2 separate regions of the Homo sapiens genome follow, and region 1 is linked to region 2. The links are chromatin loops, found by intact Hi-C in ENCODE. Cell type or tissue: CD4-positive, alpha-beta T cell. All regions are shown on one strand. Links, peaks and the distances in the headings refer to the core of each region. The heading gives the core; the rest is flanking DNA.

Region 1 (5,379 bases), core at 132-5,131, 580 kb before region 2:
CAGTACCATCTGAGAGCTTTCTACAGTATTAACGAGTGTTGCAAACCACTCTGTGACCTTCATGATGGTAAGGACTCGTGATTGTACCTGTGGTTCTAAGCCCAGGTATGAGAGTCAACATCTCTATAATTGGCTGGTTCCAGATAAAAGAGTTCTCACCTGCTGTGGAGCTAGGTTAAAAATGAGTCACCATCTCAAGTGCAGCCAGATGTTCAACGATGACAGTTACAATTTCAACTGTAGACTGCATCCTCATGTGAGATTCAAGACCTTACCAGTAGGCTCTGTGCATGTGTCAGGTGACAATCCTAATAGATGATGCGGTGTGCATACAAGAAATGCAATGTCACCTGTGTGCTGGGCCCTGTGATGACACTCTCTGTACCACCTGAAGGGTTTATATGACATGCAAGAGAGTGGTAATCCACTATGACCTTCATACAAGGAGGAGACTGAGAATCTTACATATTTCCCTAAGCCTAGCTTTGAAAGACAGTATGTTCCCTATTTGTTGATTTGATATATGAGAGTTATCATCTCACCTGTGAGCTGAACAAATCCCACCTGTGCATAGACAGTGAGCAAGAGAGTCACATCATTTTGGTGCTAGGCCAGAGATATATCAAAATCTTTTCTCATGGCAGAAACTAGGAAGAAGAGTCACGTCACCTGGGTGCTTGGCCAGGGATATGTTACATTCCTGTTCTGAAAGGAGGGCACAGGCAGCAGAGTCACAGAATGTGGGTGCTGTGCCCAGTGATATGTCACAACGCTCCCTGTGAACAGGACCCAGGAAAAGAAAACACATCAACCTGTTGCTGGGCCAAATGTTATGTCACAATCTTTCCTGTTGGCAGGATGCAGGCAGCAGAAGAGAGTCACATCTCCTAGGTGATGAATGCAGAGATATGTCATGAGGCTTTTGAGAATGGTAGGGCTAACACCCTGTTTACAGGGAACAGACAGGTGCCTCCCATCTTCTAGGTGTTTGGTCTAGTCATATGTCACACTACTCAAAATATGTGGGGCCTCTGCAACATACAAGAGTCACGTTAACTATGTGCTAGGTCCAGGGATATGTCATCATCCCACATTTTGGCAGGGACATGACAGAGAAGAAGGACATATCACCTAAACCATAAATGTAAAAATATATCATAGCCAGGCACAGTGGCTTATGCCTGTAATTCCAGCACTTTGGGAGGCTGAGGTGGGCGGATCACTTGAGGCCAGGAGCTCAAGACCAGCCTGGCTTACATGGCAAAACCCCATCTCTACTAAAAATACAAAAAAATTAGCTGAGCATGGTGGTACACGCCTGTAATCCCAGCTATTCCGGAGGCTGAGGCACGAGAATCACTTCAATCCAGGAGGCCCGATGATTAGGTTCAAGGCCAAATAGCAAAATATGTTTGCATTTAATCTATTTTCTCTCTATATAAACACTGCAGGTCAAGAGTATGCACAGATATGAAGACTTAGAGTTTTCTTCTCCTCCGGACCTATCATCCTTTGCTCCCTTTCTGATCTCTGGAAGGAAGGTGGGCCAAAGGTGGCCAGCAGTTGTCTACTTGTGGTTAATTTATTCCTGCTGCCCTCTGCTCTTTCTATGGCCGCCATCTTTTCCATCCTCCAAACTGAAGAGAGATGTTGTTAGGAAGAGGCCCTTCCTTCACACTGGCAGAATAAATTTATTCAGGCCCTTTACCCACCCAACATCAGAGCTGCACTTCACGTGTGGCTCCTGAGTGCCTGGAATGTGGCTGGGTCTACACTGTGATGTGCTGGAAAGGCAAAAAACAGACTTAGTAGCCTGTGTGCGGTGGCTCACGCCTGTAATCCCAGCACTTTGGGAGGCCGAGGCAGGTGGATCACTTGAGGTCGGGAGTTCCAGACCAGCCTGACCAACATGGAGAAACCCCGTCTCTACTAAAAATACAAAAATTAGCCGGGCATGGTGGCAGATGCCTGTAATCCCAGCTACTCAGGAGGCCGAGGCAGGAGACTCACTTGAACCCAGGAGGCAGAGAACACACTTTGTGCCATTGCACTCCAGCCTGGGCAACAAAAGCGAAACTCCATCTCAAAAAAAAATAAAAAAAAAAAAACAAAAAAAACAAAAAAAAACAGACTTAGTTCCAATGATATAGTTCTAACTATATACATGCTACATTAATAATTACACATTGCTCATATAGTAATATTTTGGATATATTGGGTTACTGAAATTGTTACAATCAGTTTGACCTATTTCTTCTTTCTTTTTAAAGTTTGGCTACTAGAAAATTTAAAATTCACATTTGGCTCACATTCTATTTCAGAAGATTGCCTCCTTTTTTTTTTTTTTTTTTTGACGGAGCTTAGTTTCGCTTTTGGTGCCCAGGCTGGAGTTCAAAGCGATCTCGGCTCACTGCAACTCCTGCCTCCCGGGTTCACCTGTCTCGGCCTCCCCAGTAGCTGGGATTACAGGCACCCGCCACCATGCCCCGCTAATTTTTGTATTTTTAGTAGAGACGGAGTTTCATCGTATTGGTCAGGCTGGTCTCCAACTCCTGACCTCAGGTGATCCGCCGGCCTCGGCCTCCCAAAGTGCTGGGATTACAGGCGTGAGCCACCGCACCCGGCCATGATTGCCTCCTTCTTAAAATCTCAGGCTGCCTGATCAAAAAACCAGAAGCCAGGAAGGTCAGGAAAGCTGAAATTTTAAAATAGTTGTTATTAGATTATTTTTGTTTGTGAATAACAATATAGTGTATTTTTTTCTTTTCTTTTTTTTTTTGAGACAGAGTCTCACTCTGTGGCCCAGGCTGGAGTGCAGTGGCGCGATCTCGGCTTACTGCAATCTCCGCCTCCTGGGTTCAAGCGATTCTCCTGCCTCAGCCTCCGGAGTAGCTGGGACTACAGGCGTGAGCCACCGCGCCCGGCCATATTATGTATTATGTATAAACGCATATGACCTTACACACAAGGTTAAATGCAAATACCTTTGGGTTGGGCCTGGCTCAGCTCAGGGAGGAAAACCTGCCTGAAAAGGCTGGAGCTTAGGCTTTCACTCTTTCTTCATTCAGCCGAGCATCTGATCACGTCTCCTGTCACTCAGGGCCTAAAGGGGCGAGGCCTTAAACGTTATCCAGTCAGGGACGCTGGGCTGGAAACCGTCCAATCAGACACGAAGCTGGAGCGGACAGGGTGGCTTCCGGGTTTGGCGGGTACTTTGTCTCTCGCTCTAGCCCGAGCTGCAGGTCTCGTCTTCCCTGGTCTGTGTCCTCTTCTCCTAGGGGCCCAGCCTCTGTGGCCCTGTGACCTGCAGGTATTGGGAGATCCCCAGCTAAGACGCCAGGTCCTCCTGGAAGCCTAGAAATGGTGAGAGTGCTGGGTCCGACATCCTGGGAGAGGGGAAGGGGGTGGTTGGAACCTGTGGGAAGTCGCTGTGGCGGGACTCAGGCCTCCTTGCAGTCAGCCCTACCATCTGCGCCCGAGTTTTCCTTGGCCAGCTCGGCCTCGGTCCCCCTCAGCCATAAGATGGCGGCTGCGCTGACAGCCGGGACCCCGGGCGTCCTGTCTCTTCCCTGCGCAGTGACTGTGCCCTGGCCTGGATCCCTCTCTCGGCAGCTCTGCACCCGCAGCGCCGAGTCTCCCCAGGTTGTGCAGGGACCACAGGAGAGTCGTCAGGGGAGAATCCTGACTCGGGGTGCGGGGTTCATGAATGGGAAGAGCTTTGGTCTGTGGGGTTCTGAGTCTCTCTTTTCTCTTATTAAAAATATACAGAAGTCACCGCAAAAATATTAAAGAATTTAATTAAAGAGTGATTCAAAAATCCGGGCGCGGTGGCACACGCCTGTAATCCCAGCACTTTGGGAGGCCGAGGCAGGCGGATCACGAGGTCAGGAGATTGAGACCATTCTGGCCAATATGGTGAAACCCCGCCTCTACTAAAAATACAAAAATTAGCGGGCGTGGTGGCATGTGCCTATAATCCCAGCTACTCAGGAGGCTGAGGCAGGAGAATCGCTTGAACCAGGAAGTCAGAGGTTGCAGTGAGCCGAGATGGCGCCACTGCACTCCAGCCTGAAGACAGAGCGAGACTCCGTCTCAAAAAAAAAAAAAAAAAAAAAAAAAAAATTGTAAAGTACCCAGCTATGGTTTGTCATTTGTCGTCCATAGCAGGGGCTTGAAGAGAAGACTTTAATAACATGAGATAAAGAAAACCAAATTCAGTAATTGGTTAGATGCAGTTACATAGTTTGTTAATTTGTACTATCAAGGTGGACATTTCCTTGTTATGTAATCAGAGGTTAAATGGTAGTGTATAGTTGGCTACGCCTCAATTTTGTTTCCCCCAATTTAGTAATTTATAAAAACATGCGTTTGAGGCCGGCGCTGTGGCTCACGCTTGTAATCCGAGCACTTTGGGAGGCCCAGGCGGGCGGATCACTTGAGGTCGGGAGTTCGAGACCAGCCTTACCAACATGGAGAAACTCCGCCTCTACTAACAATACAAAATTAGCGGGGCGTGGTAGTGCATGCCTGTAATCCCAGCTACTCCGGAGGCTGAGGCAGGAGAATCGCTTGAACCCAGGAGGTGGAGGTTGCAGTGAGCCGAGATTGTGCCATTGCACTCCAGCCTGGGCAACAAGAGTGAAACTCCATCTCAAAAAAAACAAAACAAAACAAAAACCATGCATTTGAGTTAAATTTCTTTAAAGTAGAAATCCAGGGACTAGAGCCACCTCAGTCTAGTTGCCTGCCACTTAATTATTTTCACAAGCCACAGGGGACTAATTTTCCGCTGATTTGTTTTTCTTTTTTTTTTTTTTTAAGAAGGAGTTTCACTCTGTCACCCAGGCTGGAGTGCAGGGGCGAGATTTCTGCTCATTGCAACCTCCGCCTCCCAGGTTCAAGCTATTCTCCTGTCTCATCCTCCGGAGTAGCTGGGATTACAGGCACCCACCACCACACCTGGCTAGTTATTGTATTTTTAGTAGAGATGAGGTTTCATGTGGGCTAGGCTGGTCTCGAACTCCTAACCTCAGGTGATCCGCCTGCCTTGGCCTCCCAAAGTGCTGGGATTACAGGAGTGAGCCGCGTCCGGCCTTTTCCGCTGAATTTTTTACATGTGTCCCAAGCAGAGTCTCAAGTTTTACCCTCCTCCCCCTTCATCATTTCTTCAGCCTAACTCTGGATTGCAAAAATAGTAAATAATAAAATACTAAATTTTCAGTTTCTTCTGACATTCCCAAATGCCAGTTTTCCCTAATTCACATTATCAATTATTCATCCTTTAGTTTACATTTTTTATACCATATTTTAATCATTTTTTGACAAAGCATTGGATGGCACTTTAAAAAGATTTGTTTTCTGTTTGTAAATACTTTCCAT
Region 2 (5,379 bases), core at 238-5,237:
AAATAAAAACACAAAATTGATCCACAATGTTAACTCTTAAGATTATGGTTATTGTCTAAGAAGAAAAAAGAAAGTGATTGTTGGGGCATGAATGAGGTTAGTTTTATTTTATTTTATTTTATTTATTTTGAGATAGGGTCTTGCTCTGTCAGCCAGGCTAGAGTCCAGGGGTGCAATCTCGGCTTACTGCAACCTCCACGCACGCCAGGACTCAAGTAATTGTCCCACCTCAGCCTCTGCAGAGGCTGGGACCACAGGTTTGCACCACCATGCCTGGTTCTTTTTTGTTGTTTTTTTTTTGGAGGGAGAATCTCACCATGTTTCCCAGGCTGATCTCCAACTCCTGAGCTCAAGCAATCCACCCACATTGGCATCCCAAAGTGCTAGGATTACAGACACGAGCCACAGCACCCAACCTAGTTTCATTTTCTGATTACAGAAGTGTATTTCTTTTTAACAATGCATTCAGCTTTACATAAATGAATGCTTTGTGCATACATTTCTGTATAAATGTTATATATCAATAAAAAATTATATAGTACTTTTTTTGTTGTTGTTTGTTTTTTGGGTTTTTTTTTTTGTTTTTTTTTTGAGACAGAGTTTTGCTCTTGTTGCCCAGGCTGGAGTATAATGGCGTGATTTCAGCTCACCGCAACCTCCGCCTCCCATGTTCAAGCGATTCTCCTTGCCTCAGCCTCCCAAGTACCTGGGATTACAGGCATGCACCACCACGCCTGACTAATTTTGTATTTTTAGCGGAGACAGGGTTTCTCCATGTTAGTCAGGGTGGTCTCGAACTCCCGACTTCAGGTGATCTGCCTGCCTCGGCCTCCCAAAGTGCTGGGATTACAGGCATGAGCCATCGCGCCTGGCCCATAGTACATATTTGAACAAAATGCTAACTTAGTATCTCAGAATAATGGCAACATTTTTTTGTTTGTTTTATGGTGGAACACACACACTCAGGGCATAATTATACAGCTTCTAATATTCCAAAAAGAGTATTCAAGCCCTTTTTGTTTGTTTGTTTGAGACAGAATCTCGCTCTGCTCTGTCGCCCAGGCTGGAGTGCAGTGGCACGATCTTGGCTCACTGCAACCTCCACCTCCCGGGTTCAAGCGATTCTCCTGCCTCAGCTTCCCGAGCAGCTGGGACTACAGGCACGTGCCACCATGCCCGGCTAACTTTTTTTGTATTTTTAGTAGAGACGGGGGTTCATCGTGTTAGGCAGGATGGTCTCAATCTCCTGATCTCATGATCCGCCTGCCTTGGCCTCCCAAAGTGCTGGGATTACAGGCGTTAGGCACCGTGCCCAGCCAAGCCTTAACTCCTGAATGAGACCATACGTCTTTTTATTTTAGCCCCAATTCGGTACATGGCATGTTTTTAATTTTAGGGGAATGCAACCTTTATTCTAGAAAATTTTTCCCTCACAGTAACGATCACCAATGTCAGGGCACCTACATTGGCCAATGTCAGGGCCTTGTGTGCACTCAGTATATATACAACTGGGTTGGTTCAGGAACAAAACCAATAGCGACGTTGGTTGTGCATAGAACAATAATTTGGTAATATTGGTAAGACAAAGCCATGACTTAGCGGCAAACATTTTTTCATTCATTTGAGAAAAAATTTGCAACTAGTCACCTAAAAGTACTGGTTTACAGCACTGGCATTTGACCTTGGCTGCGCTCTGTCATCACCTAGAGATATTTACACTATTGCCCAGGTTCCATTGCAGGAATTCTGATTTAATTGGTATGTGGCAACTTGTGTTTGGGGGATTTTAAAAGACCTCCGAAGTGATTTTTACATGCAGACTCGGGTGAAAACAATTGGTTCAGGGTGAGGGATGTATTCACTGTGTGTGATTTCCAGGTGTGCTTCTGGAGCTTTGCCCCATGGCTGCTTCTGACTTTGAAATCTTCAACAGCAGCTCTGCCATTGTAAAAATCAAAATGCAGGCCAGGCAGGGTGGCTCACACCTATAATCTCAGCACTTTGGGAGGCCGAGGCGAGTGGATCACCTGAGGTTAGGAGTTTGAGACCAGCCTGGCAAACATGGCAAAACCCCATCTCTACTAAAAATTGAAAAATCAGCTGGGCATGGTGGTGCACGCCTGTATTCTCAGCTACTGGAGAGGCTGAGACACCAGAATCTCTTGAAGCCAGGAGGCTGAGGTTGCAGTGAGCCGAGATCACACCACTGCATTTCAGCGTGGGAAACAAAGTGAGACCATGTCTTAAAAAAAAAAAAAAATCAAAAGACAACTTCAAGATGTACTCAAATATTTTGCTAAATTGCAGCAGAATGAAATGTCTTCCGGCTGGGGTCGGTGGCTCACGCCTGTAATCCCAGCACTTTAGGAAGCTAAGGAGGATGGATCACCTGAGGTCAGGAGTTCAAGACCAGCCTGGGCAAGATGGCGAAACCCCGCTTCTACTAAAAATACAAAAAAATTAGCCGGGCGCGGTGGCAGGCGCCTGTAATCCCAGCTACTCGGGAGGCTGGGGCAGGAGAATCGCTTGAACCCGGGGGCGGAGGTCGCAGCGAGCTGAGATCGCGCCACTGCGCTCCAGCCTGGGCGACAGAGTGAGACTCTGTCTCACACACAAAAAAGCCTAAATTTAAAAATAATTATTCTATTCTTTTCATGTGTGAGCAGCCATATAGTATATTATTTACAAATATATGAGACCTTACACACAACGTTAAAGGCAAACACCTTCTGCGGTGTGCTTGGCTCAGCTCAGGCAGGAAGCCCTGCCTGAAAAGGCTGCACCTTCGGCTGTCACTCTGTCCTCATTCGGCCCAGCGTTTGGTTACATCTTCTGTCACTCAGGGCCTGAGGGCGGGGGGGGGGGGGGTCTTAAACGTTATCCATTCAGCGACGCTGGCCTGGGAACTGTCCAATCAGGCACGCAGCTGGAGCGGAAAGGGCGGCTTCCGGGATGTGGCGGGGTCTTTGTCTCTCGCTGCAGTCGGAGTATGGTCTAGTGTTCGCTGTTCTGCGTCCTCTGGTCCTAGAGGCCCATCCTCTGTGGCCCTGTGACCTGCAGGTATTGGGAGATCCACAGCTAAGACGCTAGGACCCCCTGGAAGCCTAGAAACGGTGAGAGTGCCGGGTCCGACATCCCGAGAGAGGGGAAGGGGCTGGTTGGAACCGGTGGCAAGAGGCTGTGGCGGGACTCAGGCCTCCCCGCAGTCGGCTCCACAATCTGCGCCCCAAGTTCGCCTTGCCCAGCCCAGCCTCAGTCCCCTTCAGCCATCAGATTGGCGGCTGCGCTGGCAGCCGGACCCCCGGGCGTCCTGTCTCTTCCCTGCGCAGTGACGGTGCCCTGGCCTGGAGCCCTCTCTGGGCAGCTCTGCACCCGCAGCGTCGTGTCTCTCCCAGATTGTGCAGGGACCACGGGAGGGTGGTCAGGGGAGAATCCTGACTCGGGGTGCGGGTTCACGAATGGGAAGAGCTTTGGTTTGGTTTATGGGGTTCCTAGTTCCTCTTTTCTTCTATTAAAAATTTATGGGAGTTATCGCGAAAATACTTAAAAATTTAAGCAAGGAGTGGTTCAAAAGTTATAGAGCACCCAGCTGTGGGTTGTAGTTTGTGGTCGGTCCATGGGAGGATCTTGAAGGAAAGATGCAGATGAAAATACCCAAATTCAATAATCGGTTAGGTATATTTACGTAGTTTCTTAATTTTCACCTTGAGCCTACAAATTTCCTGGTTGTGTAATCAGAGCTTACTTGGCAGTTTATCGTTAGTTAAGCCTGAATTTTGTTTCCCCCAATGTAGTAATTTCTAAAAAAAAAAAAATGCATTTGAGTTTGATTTTTTAAAATTAGGAATCCAAAGATTAGAGCCACCTCAGTCTATTTGCCGCCACATGGGGCTGATTTTCCCTGGCATTTTTCACATAGGTCCCAAGCAGGTTCTCAAGTCAACCCCCCACACCCCATTTCTCCAGCTTAACTCTGGCTTGCAGTAAAATACTGAATTTTCAGTTCCTTCTGAAAATCTCAAATGCCAACTTCTTTTCCCTAATTTACATTATTATTTGTCCTTTAGTGTACATTTTTCATACTGTATTTTAATTAATCATTTTTTGACAAAGCATTAGATGGCATATTTAAAAAGATATGTTTTCTGTTTGTAAATATTTCCCATGAGAAGAAAGCAAGGAATATCCCGATAGTGAATTGTAAAAAATCTCTGTGCCTCTTTTTCTTTTGTCTTCCCTAGGCATAAAGATCTTATGAGAATGTTTTAGTGTCAAGATGTTTTTATTTTGCAAACGTTATGGGGTGATTTGTGCTTAGCAACCCTGTCGTTTATTCTTGGTCCTGGCTTTCAGTACTGTCTCTGAATAAACCAAGATAACCGCTATGGCGATGTCTGCTAGAGTATCTAGTGAATATCAGCTCCTAAAGTCATTTTCTTTCGTAGGACAACCTGAGATATGGAGTGTAGCCTCTCAAGTGGATACCCTGGGGAAAAGATGAATCTCTTTTAACTTTTATTTTTGGTTCAGGGGTACACATGCAGGTTTGTTATACAGCTAAAATTGTGTCATGGGGGTTTGGTGTGCAGATTATTTTGTCACTGAGGTACTAAGCATAGCACCAAACAGGTACTTTTTCTGATCCTCTTTGTCCTCCCATTCTCCAACCTCAACTAGGCCTCACTGTCTGTTGTTCCCTCTTTGTGTTTACGTGTTCTTATTATTCAGCTCTTACTTAAATATTTTTTTTTTTTTGAGATGGAGTTTCGCTCTTGTTGCCCAGGCTGGAGTGCAATGGCGCGATCTCGGCTCACGGCAACCTCCGCCTCCCAGGTTCTAGTGATTCTCCTGCCTCACCCTCCCAAGTAGCTGGGATTACAGGCATGCGCCACCACTTCCAGCTAATTTTGTATTTTTAGTAGAGATGGGGTTTCTCCATGTTGGTCAGGCTGGTCTTGAACTCCCAACCTCAGGTGATCTGCCCGCCTCGGCCCAAAGTGTTGGGATTACAGGCATGAGCCACCGCGCCCAGCCTCAGCTATTACTTAGAAACAACATGCATTTGGTTTTCTGCTGCTACGTTAGTTTTCTAAGAATAGTGGTCTCCAGCTTCATCTATGTTGCTCTATGTTGCTTCAAAGGACATGATCTTCTGTGTGTGTGTGTGTGTGTGTGTGTGTGTGTTTGTGTGTGTGCGTGTGTGTATGTGTGTTTTAACGGCCACACAGTATTCCGTGATATTTATCTACCATATTTTATTTATTTATTTTTATTTTATTATTTTTTTTTTGAGATGGAGTTTTGCTCCTATTGCCCAGGCTGGAGGGCAATGGCACGATCTTGGCTCACTGCAACCTCTGCCTCCCGGTTCAAGCAATT

Evidence for each region. A loop is a pair of places that touch in the nucleus more often than their neighbours do. Peaks named below come from ENCODE experiments on the same cell type or tissue, not always from the same donor. Only the 100,000 strongest peaks of a DNase experiment are listed, where the experiment ranks them.
Region 1: a loop joins it to region 2, with 3 times the contacts of the local background. A loop is called at or near these places in 2 of 110 quality-filtered maps.

The regions. Positions count from the first base shown.
Region 1 is chr19:22,049,273-22,054,651 of GRCh38, forward strand. It overlaps ZNF257 (zinc finger protein 257), which reads left to right and starts at 3,212. Exons shown (of 4, transcript NM_033468.4): 1 at 3,212-3,363. The coding sequence starts at 3,361. In CD4-positive, alpha-beta T cell, for the core only: no CTCF peak of the experiment used is centred there; a DNase peak (open chromatin) is centred at 3,159; H3K4me3 peaks cover 1,374 bases.
Region 2 is chr19:22,631,362-22,636,740 of GRCh38, forward strand. It overlaps ZNF492 (zinc finger protein 492), which reads left to right and starts at 2,963. Exons shown (of 4, transcript NM_020855.3): 1 at 2,963-3,113. In CD4-positive, alpha-beta T cell, for the core only: no CTCF peak of the experiment used is centred there; a DNase peak (open chromatin) is centred at 2,860; H3K4me3 peaks cover 1,401 bases; H3K27me3 peaks cover 248 bases.